Regions from separate parts of the Homo sapiens genome. Here region 1 is linked to region 2. A link is a contact called in ENCODE Hi-C or POLR2A ChIA-PET data. All regions are on one chromosome and are shown on one strand. Each heading gives the region's core, a stretch centred on a gene start or an enhancer-like site at or near the end of the contact. The rest is flanking DNA. Distances are from core to core; before and after follow the strand shown.

Region 1 (4,270 bases), core at 1,650-4,149, 840 kb after region 2:
TTAGTTTAGATTTTTTCTTCAATCATCATACTACAGAATGCTAAACTATGGGTTGGCAAATACTTTGATTAACAGAATGCTGAATAACAAGGCCAGGCTGTGTTTAGGTTCCTTTGTTGATATTAAAAATAGCTAAGTCACTCTTGCAAAATTAAACTTCCATGAAATTGCGATACTGTGCAAGCTTATTTCAGTGATAATTCCGGTTATGCTACTCTGTTTATCTAAGACTTCCCCTTACGGTTTGTTTTAAGGAGACTCCTAAAAAATGTCTTATGCAGTCAAGACAGGCAGTTTATAAATGTACTGGGTTACTTCAACATTAGTGACTTTAGTTAGTAAAGCTCTTGTTTTTTTTTTTCTGCTTCATTTTTCCTTCATAAAAGCCTTGTTTTAAATTAACTTATCTGAATTAAATTAATTGATATTAAGATTTTATTTAAATCATGCATTAAAACCAAAACATCCCCAATTGAAAAATCAACTTTCATTAATTTTTTTTTACTCTTACAAAAAAGAATTTGAACGTGGTAAGAATTTTACTAAGAATAATGTATCCTGAACTGACCATGGAAAATTTCCCCTTCAAATTAAAAGCAAATGTTTTAAACAGAGGGAATATACATAAACAGATGCTGTGGAAGACTGCTTAGTTTACATTTCATTTTCCACTGAAAACTACTAGGAATTAAAATACATGTGATTTTTAAAAATATTACAGAGAATCTTAAAGAAAACAGAACCCATACAATTATTCATATCATCCAATATAAGCGCCTCTTAATTTTTTAAAACCGCTATTTTGAATCCAAAGATCATAATAAAAATAGCTTTTTTTTCAGACGGAGTTTCGCTCTTGTTGCCCAGGCTGGAATGCAATGGCGCGATCTAGGCTCACTGCAACCTCCGCCTCCGGGAGTTCAAGCGATTCTCCTGCCTCAGCCTCCCGAGTAGCTGGAATTACAGGCGCTCGCCACCATGCCCGGCTAATTTTTTGTATTTTTTTAGTAGAGACAGGGTTTCACCATGTTGGCCAGGCTGGTCTCAAACTTCTGACCTCTGGTGATCCACCCACCTCGGCCCCCCAAAGTGCTGGGATTACAGGTGTGAGCCACCGCACCCGACCCATAATAAAAATACCTTGGAGGTGTGTTTCTTGTAAATGAGTGGCTAATTTCCCAACACCCTGTAAAAGTATATGGGTAAAAAGAAACTGAAAATCATCATGCAACCAGAGTTAACAACTATCTTGCAAAATTCATATCATTTGTTTTAAAACCAAAATAGCAAGGAAGAGCTGGTGTTATCCCAATAGCCTCTTTTTAATTGGTCTACAACAACTGCAACTCTTCATAACTTTACCAACACAACAAAGTCAGGCAGGCAGTCTGACAGAGTCAACGTTTGTGGGAACCTACAGCGCTTCCTTCTCTCTCTGGAGATGAGGACAATGAAAAAAGGTGTTCTGTTTTCCAGTAGTCCTGTAAGAGGAGCCATTGAGCTGGGCTGTACAACCAGACAACAGAACACAGGAAAATTCACATCAAAGCAAGGGCGCATGCCAGGGTAATATGCAATAAAACCCTCTGCCAAAGCATTAAGGGGAAAAAAAAGCAAGGAGGTAGAGAGAACCTGCTGGACTACCTTCTCATTAACACAGGGAGGCAGAAAGAAACAAAATCTGCCTGTATTCAGGAGCGGAGAAAACTGTGTCCTAGATATATTGGAGTATTCCTATAGACATGTTTATGAGCATTCGGACAAATTATCAATGAACTAAACCCAGAAAGCAGTGTCCTGTACGGTGGAGTATTCCTATGTAGACAGACATGAGAATCTTACCATTAACTAAGCCCAAAAAGGCAAAGTATTCTAGAAACACAGATATATGAGAATTTAGATGCACATTTCCAATGAATAAAACCCACTGGTTTTACAGTGAGAAAAAACTGTTTGAAATAACATCAGGTAAAGAATTGGGTAAAGGTGTGATGAAGTTATATCCCCTCCCCTTTTCCTCATACCCTTTTTGACAATCTCTGATTCTCTCATTTCATAGATGTCCCTTTCACTTGAATGCGCACACACACACACACACACACACACACACACACACACATCATTAGGTCTCCAGAAACAAAGGAGGGTCCTTAATTCTCCGGCCTGTGGAACCACACACGCCCCCTGCCCACAGATGGTGACTTTCATTAATGAGTAAGCCGAGGGAAGAGGTCTCCACCCCGACCACTGCCATGCACACTGTGACAACGGGGCACGAGACAAGCGCCACAAAGAAAGGGGAGGAGTGGACGGGGACCAGGAAAACACTGCCACGCCGCACCCCCCAAGGCGCGCGCCCACCGCCAACGCGGGGGCAGCGTCCTCGCCATCCTCCTCCTAGCCTCCCAGCTCATCCCAGCCGCCTCCCACGCCCGGGGACCCGATGCCAGGGCTTGGGCGAGCAGGACGTGCGGGGGCCCACGCACCTTCCCTCCGTGATCTCCAGGTGACAGCCCCGCTCCGCCCTTTGTGAGGGACTCACCCTCCAGTCCCGGGGCCGCGCCGGACCCTCCTCCGCGTCCCTCCTCAGCCTGGAGACACCGCCTCACCCCTGCACACCGCGCCCGGCCGGCCGAGGCGCCGGGAGAGTGTGTGTGTGTGGGAGGCTGGCGCGGGCCCGCGGTCTCCTCAGCATCCCGAACCCGGAGCGGCTCGGTCCCCCAAACCCCAGCCCGGGGGCGGCGGCCGCGGCGCTCCCGCCCTCGCTCGCTCACTTACTCGGGCGCGCCGGTGGCAGCGGCAGACGTGCGGGACCGTCAGCGCCCTGCGGCGGGCGGCAGGCTGCGGGCGGCGAGCGTCCGTCCGGACAGAGCGCGGCGGAGGTGGCGGCGGCTGACTGCGCCCGGCGGCCCCTCGCGAGGGGCGGGCCCGCCGGGGGAGGGGCGGGCGCCGCGCCTCTCATTCATGCAGCGGGGGCGGGGTGAGGGACCCGGATGCCCGGGCAGTTTCCCCACCCACCTCGGCGGAGGGCTCGGCGGCTTCAGAGTCTGCAGTGCGCAGGCGCGGCGCTCCCTGGCCAGGCCTGGTGCGGCCCTGGCCGCTGGCTCTGTTCCTGGTTAGAACTACGCCAGACAGGCCGGGCGAGGTGGCTCACGCCTGTAATCCCAGCACTTTGGGAGGCTGAGGCGGGCAGATCACGAGGTCAGGAGATCGAGACCATCTTGGCTAACGCGATGAAACCCCGTCTCTACTAAAAATACAAAAAATTAAATTAGCCGGGTGTGGTGGCGGGCGCCTGTAGTCCCAGCTACTTGGGAGGCTGAGGCAGGAGAATCGCCTGAACCTGGGAGGCGGAGCTTGCAGTGAGCCGAGATCGTGCCACTGCACACCAGCCTGGGCGACAGAGCGAGACTCTGTCTCAAAAAAAAAAAAAAAAAACAACTACTCCAGACAGACCTTCTCCATCGACCGTTTAGTATTTTTGCGTGCCCTACAAGCATTTTTAAAAGTGAAAGCATGGGGCCGGGCGCAGTGGCTCACGCCTGTAATCCCAACACTTTGGGAGGCCAAGGCGGGTGGATCACCTGAGGTCAGGAGTTCCAGACCAGCCTGACCAACATAGAGAAACTCTGTCTCTACTAAAAATACAAAATTAGCTGGGTGTGGTGGCTCATGCCTGTAATCCCAGCTACTCGGGAGGCTAAGGCAGGAAAATCTCTTGAACCCGGGGAGCGGAGGTTGCAGTGAGCCAAGATCGCACCATTGCACTCCAGCCTGGGTGACAGAGCAAGACTCCGTCTCACACACAAAAAAATGAAAGATTGGAATGCCACCCCTTTCCTAGCATGCAGATTGACAGTCCCCAGAGACACAAGAATGGTCACGTGGTGCCCATTGGTTTGATGGGGAGATGGTATGCACCGCACCCTCCTCCATCTGCCCCTCCTGCTGCAGCCTCTCAGCTGAGTGCTAGAACCTTGGTGATGGATGAGACCTAGACTCTGCCCAGATAGTGGAGAGAGGTGTGTGCAAGAAACAGTGCATTCCTTTATTTACATCCACTCCTCAACCTCCGGCTCCCATTCTACAGGGCAGGCAATAAATTGACCTCCGATTTTGGGAGGCTGAGCTCTTCCTGCAATACCAAGGCAAGGATCTGGGGAGTCCTCTCTTGTCTTTAGCAGGCAGTGTATTCTGCAGATACTCTCTTGTTCCCATCGCCTTGTGTCTGCCACTCCTGGGGTACGGAAGTTTCTGGAGAGGCTAGGAG
Region 2 (3,839 bases), core at 682-3,181:
CCACTGCACTCCAGCAGCCTGGGCAACGGAGTGAGATACCCCCTCAAAAAAAAAAAAAAAAAAATCCCAGCAGGACACCGGCAGGACAAGGAAGGGGATGTTTCCCTGGTAAGCAGGAACTGAACTGAGAGGAAAGGTCACGGTCCTGAACTAGTCCAGGTAACTGAGCATGGTCTGCAAAGGCAGCCTCCTGGCATCAGTGCACCACCCTGAGATGACAGCCTGTTGCCTGACTGCCTCGATCTCTGTCACCTCAGCCCTCAGTGCCTGGGGCATTATACACAGTATTAGCGTCATGAGGGGGCCAAACGGACTCTACCTGACAGTTACATGTACAGGTACCTCCAACCCACCCCTCAACCTGTGTCTCTCCCAAAGCTAGGAACACTTGGGGTCTCAGAGGCCCCAACCCCAGCCCATTCTATCTCCTAAAAATCTCTAGCCAGCCCCTCCATCCAGCACCCCTGCTGGGGGCTCCTCAATGGACTTTCTTCTCCTGCACTCCCTCCCCCAGGCAGCTGCCAGGGGATTCCTTCTAAAGGGCAAAGCTGATCTTGCCCCTGCTCTGTCCAAATCCTTCCATGAGCAAGACCAAGTGCAGTAGACAGAGTTCTGGCAGCATCAGCTCCAAGTGTAAATCCCAGCTTGACTGATTAGGGGTGCAACCTCATGCAGGTTATTTCACCTCGGGTTCTCACACCTACATTGCAGGCATTTTAAGAAGTAAATGTATGATGGGTGAAATGCCTGGTATTCCTCTTGGTCCCCAGAACCAGAGCAGAGCTTGCAGCAGGGTCCCCAAGGACTCTCCTGATGCCCCTCCTCTATCTACCCTGACCTGAGCCCCTCTCTACTTCACACACAAGCTCTTGCCAGCTCTCTGTGCCCATCCTACATGCTTCTAGACCAGTTCAAAGGCTGGCCTCAGGACAGCATCCCTGATCTCCACCCCCCAGAGGGGGCATCTTGGAGCACTTGGCTGAGGACACCCCAGGGAGATTTCACTCTGAGGCCTCCCCAGGGCTGGCCTATAGGTTTCCCAGGAGCACAGAGGGCAGAGTCCTGGGGGTCTCTGGGCCCTGCACCAAGGAAATGCAGGGCAAATGCCTGTGGGAATGCTAGTTATGGGCAATGCAAAGAGGCAGTGAATCCGGGCAGGGAGAGCAGGAGGGGTTTCCAGGAAGCAGGACTGAGGGAGGAAAGGGATCTGGGGGCACTGCAGGGCTTTTGGGGTGCAGAGATATCCAGAACTTCTTGGTTGGGATGAGTGAGGGGAGATCCGTCTTCCCTCGGTGGCCTAAGCACTGGCAGCGGAATGGGCCCATCACCTAGCTACTGGCTCTGATGAAGCCAGTGTTTCAGGACTGAGGGGGCCGAGAGCGCCCCCTCCACCCCGAGCACACACACGCGCGCACACACGAGCTTCTGCTGGGGGTGGGAGGGGGGGTCGCCATTCACCAGCAGCCCACGGCCCGCAGAGCCAACTGATAGAGACCCCAGCCACAGGCCACAGGACCTGGGAGTCCCTGCGATGGGGGAAACCCCGCCCGCACCTCCCCAGGCTCCCCACCAACGCGTGTGGCCCCGGGGGGCGGGGCGCAGAGGGAAGAGGTGACATAATCCGAGCCGCACCCCCTCTGGCCGCCACCTCCCCCCAGGCCGGGCGAAGCATCCATGACATCATCCGCCTCCTCTCCGCTCCCCTCCCCCTTGGGACCCTAGCAGCGGGACGCGCCCCCTACCCAGTCCGGGTCAGGTCAGACATGCCGCGCAGTGCAGCAGGCACGGCGGCAGGTCGGAGCCGGGAGGGATGCCACGATGGGCCTGCCTCACTTACTCGCTGCCTCAGGGTCCGGCGCGGGGTCTCCGACACGGGCGCCACCGGCCCCGCTTGCTGGCGCAGCCCGAAGCACGCCCGGCGGGGCGCGCTGCGCGGGCCCGGCTCCGCTCCGCGCCCCTCCTGCTCCCCGCCCGAGCCCCGCCCACCAGCGGCTGCGGCAAACGCGAGCCCGCCCTCCGGCCACGCCCCCCAGGGCAGCCAATGCCCGGGCTGGGGCGGGGTGAGGCGCCTTAACCCCTTCGTCGCTGCGCCCCGCCCGCGCGTGGGACCCCTCAGCCTCACCCTCTCTAGGGCGCAGCAAGTCCGCCGCGAGCCCCTCTGCTCATCGCTCGTTACCCCCCAGGCCCTTGGGCTTGGGCTCAGGCCCAGTCGTTCCTCTGCAACAAATCCAATGGAACCGCGCCCTCCCTGAATCCCACGTCTAGGAAGAGGAGGAGGAGCCCCTCTTGCTTGGGGGAAGGGGCTCCCGACTCGGAGCCCCGAGCCCCATTCCTCTCCCGCGCCAGCTCTTCGGGACGCGGCCTCCCAGCGGACGCCCTGAGACCTTGCAAGTCCGCTAGGGAGGGGTCGGGACGAGCCGTCGCGGGTGGATCCGCCCGGCCGAGCAACGACCCGCCCGGGCGCGAGGACCACGGGCTGTCGTGCGGGAGGCGTCGAGGGGCAGTAAACTCCGTTCGTGACCAAACGGAGACGATTTGAAACTTGCTGCTCACACTGGATCACCGTCTGGAAGGTGCGACGGGGAAAAAATACACATTACACTCCAGCAGGATTGAACGCTTTCACCCTGTGCCCCGCGCCTGGCGTAACGCGTGGCCCCAGACCACACGCTGTAACCCGGGGTGAGAGGGAGTGAGGTGGGACTTCGTACCGGACCCGGAGCGCCGGCCTCGCCCGCGCGGGCAGCGTTCACTGTGGGGAGTGCTCACTCAGCCTAGGGCGGCCCGGGAGGACTGCCGGGAGGAGGGAGTCGGCCTTGAATTGAGGCCTCAGCCTTGAATAGGGTAGGGAGGCAAGCCTAGCCGAGAGTTTAGCACTAGCAAAAGCCTGGAGGCACCAGGGTCTGCCCTAAGAACTGCAGCGCCTCTGCTCTGGCTGGGATTTAACGCATTACGTCTCTGCTGTTTATAGGTGTTGTGTTTGGTCTTACGACTTCGTATTCTATAGTTTTTATTTATTCCTGTTTTCTGAATTTTCCCACATTTGCTTTTATCTTCTATCGTGATTTTCAAGGCAGAAAGTATTTTTAATTCTTCTCGCGGCTGCCTTTAGATTTATCAAATGAAAATAGTTTACATTTCACACATTAGTAAAGTCAGTGACAAATAATTCGTTTTTATATTCCCCCATGAGAAATTTTGTGTGCTTTTCTGCCTCCTACCTGCCGCCCTCACTACTTATATTTGTCCACTTAATCAGGACGACAGACCTAACTTTTGTTTACACTTTTTTTTTAAGCCACAACATTCTTTTTCAATCCTTGTTTTTGGCTTTTGCCAACTCTGTTTAATTGGTTTCAATGTTACTGCCGGTTTTTTGTGCTCTAATTTTTCTATTCCTCATTTGGACCCATCTCTCACATGACTGGTGATTTCAGGGAGGACTCTGGAATGTTGTATTTCCTAAGCCTTTGCCTTAGGTGAGAATGCCTTTATAATGATTTCCTGTTTATAGGATTCTTGAGTCTCAAGCTTTCCCCCTCAAAACTCTTGTCTTTATTTCATTGTCTTCTGGCACTGAAAATGCAAAGCTGGGTTTGTCTGTTTAAGGTCAGCAGTTTGCTTGGTGCTTGCAAGGGTTTTTCTTTACCCTCAAAAGTCAAACATTTTGCCAGTATAAATCAATATGGGCCTTATCTATTAATTTTCCAGAAACAAAAGAGGTCTTCTTTGTAGCTTAGAAAAGTTTTCTTCCTGTCCATTCTGTGAAAAGATTTGGGTTTTTTTCTTTCCTCTCCTCTAAAACTATCACATTGGATCACCAATGTCAAATAAATCTG

What was found. A loop is a pair of places that touch in the nucleus more often than their neighbours do. ChIA-PET counts read pairs that join two places held with the same protein, here RNA polymerase II (POLR2A). Pooled maps may share reads with other maps.
Region 1: a loop to region 2 is called in a pooled map, with 5 times the contacts of the local background. The contact joins the promoter of RNF24 here to the promoter of LZTS3 in region 2. A Hi-C loop is called at or near these places in 1 of 50 pooled maps. POLR2A ChIA-PET finds 5 or more read pairs at or near these places in 2 of 52 experiments (OCI-LY7 and Panc1).

The regions. Positions count from the first base shown.
Region 1 is chr20:4,012,659-4,016,928 of GRCh38, forward strand. RNF24 (ring finger protein 24) reads right to left here and starts at 2,900. Exons shown (of 6, transcript NM_001134337.3): 1 at 2,779-2,900. RefSeq lists a silencer at 2,407-3,006 and enhancers at 2,890-3,822, 4,026-4,270.
Region 2 is chr20:3,171,618-3,175,456 of GRCh38, forward strand. LZTS3 (leucine zipper tumor suppressor family member 3) reads right to left here and starts at 1,932. Exons shown (of 5, transcript NM_001365618.1): 1 at 1,838-1,932. It overlaps LOC107985414 (a long non-coding RNA gene), which reads left to right and starts at 2,073. Exons shown (of 2, transcript XR_001754477.2): 1 at 2,073-2,573. RefSeq lists a silencer at 1,816-2,155.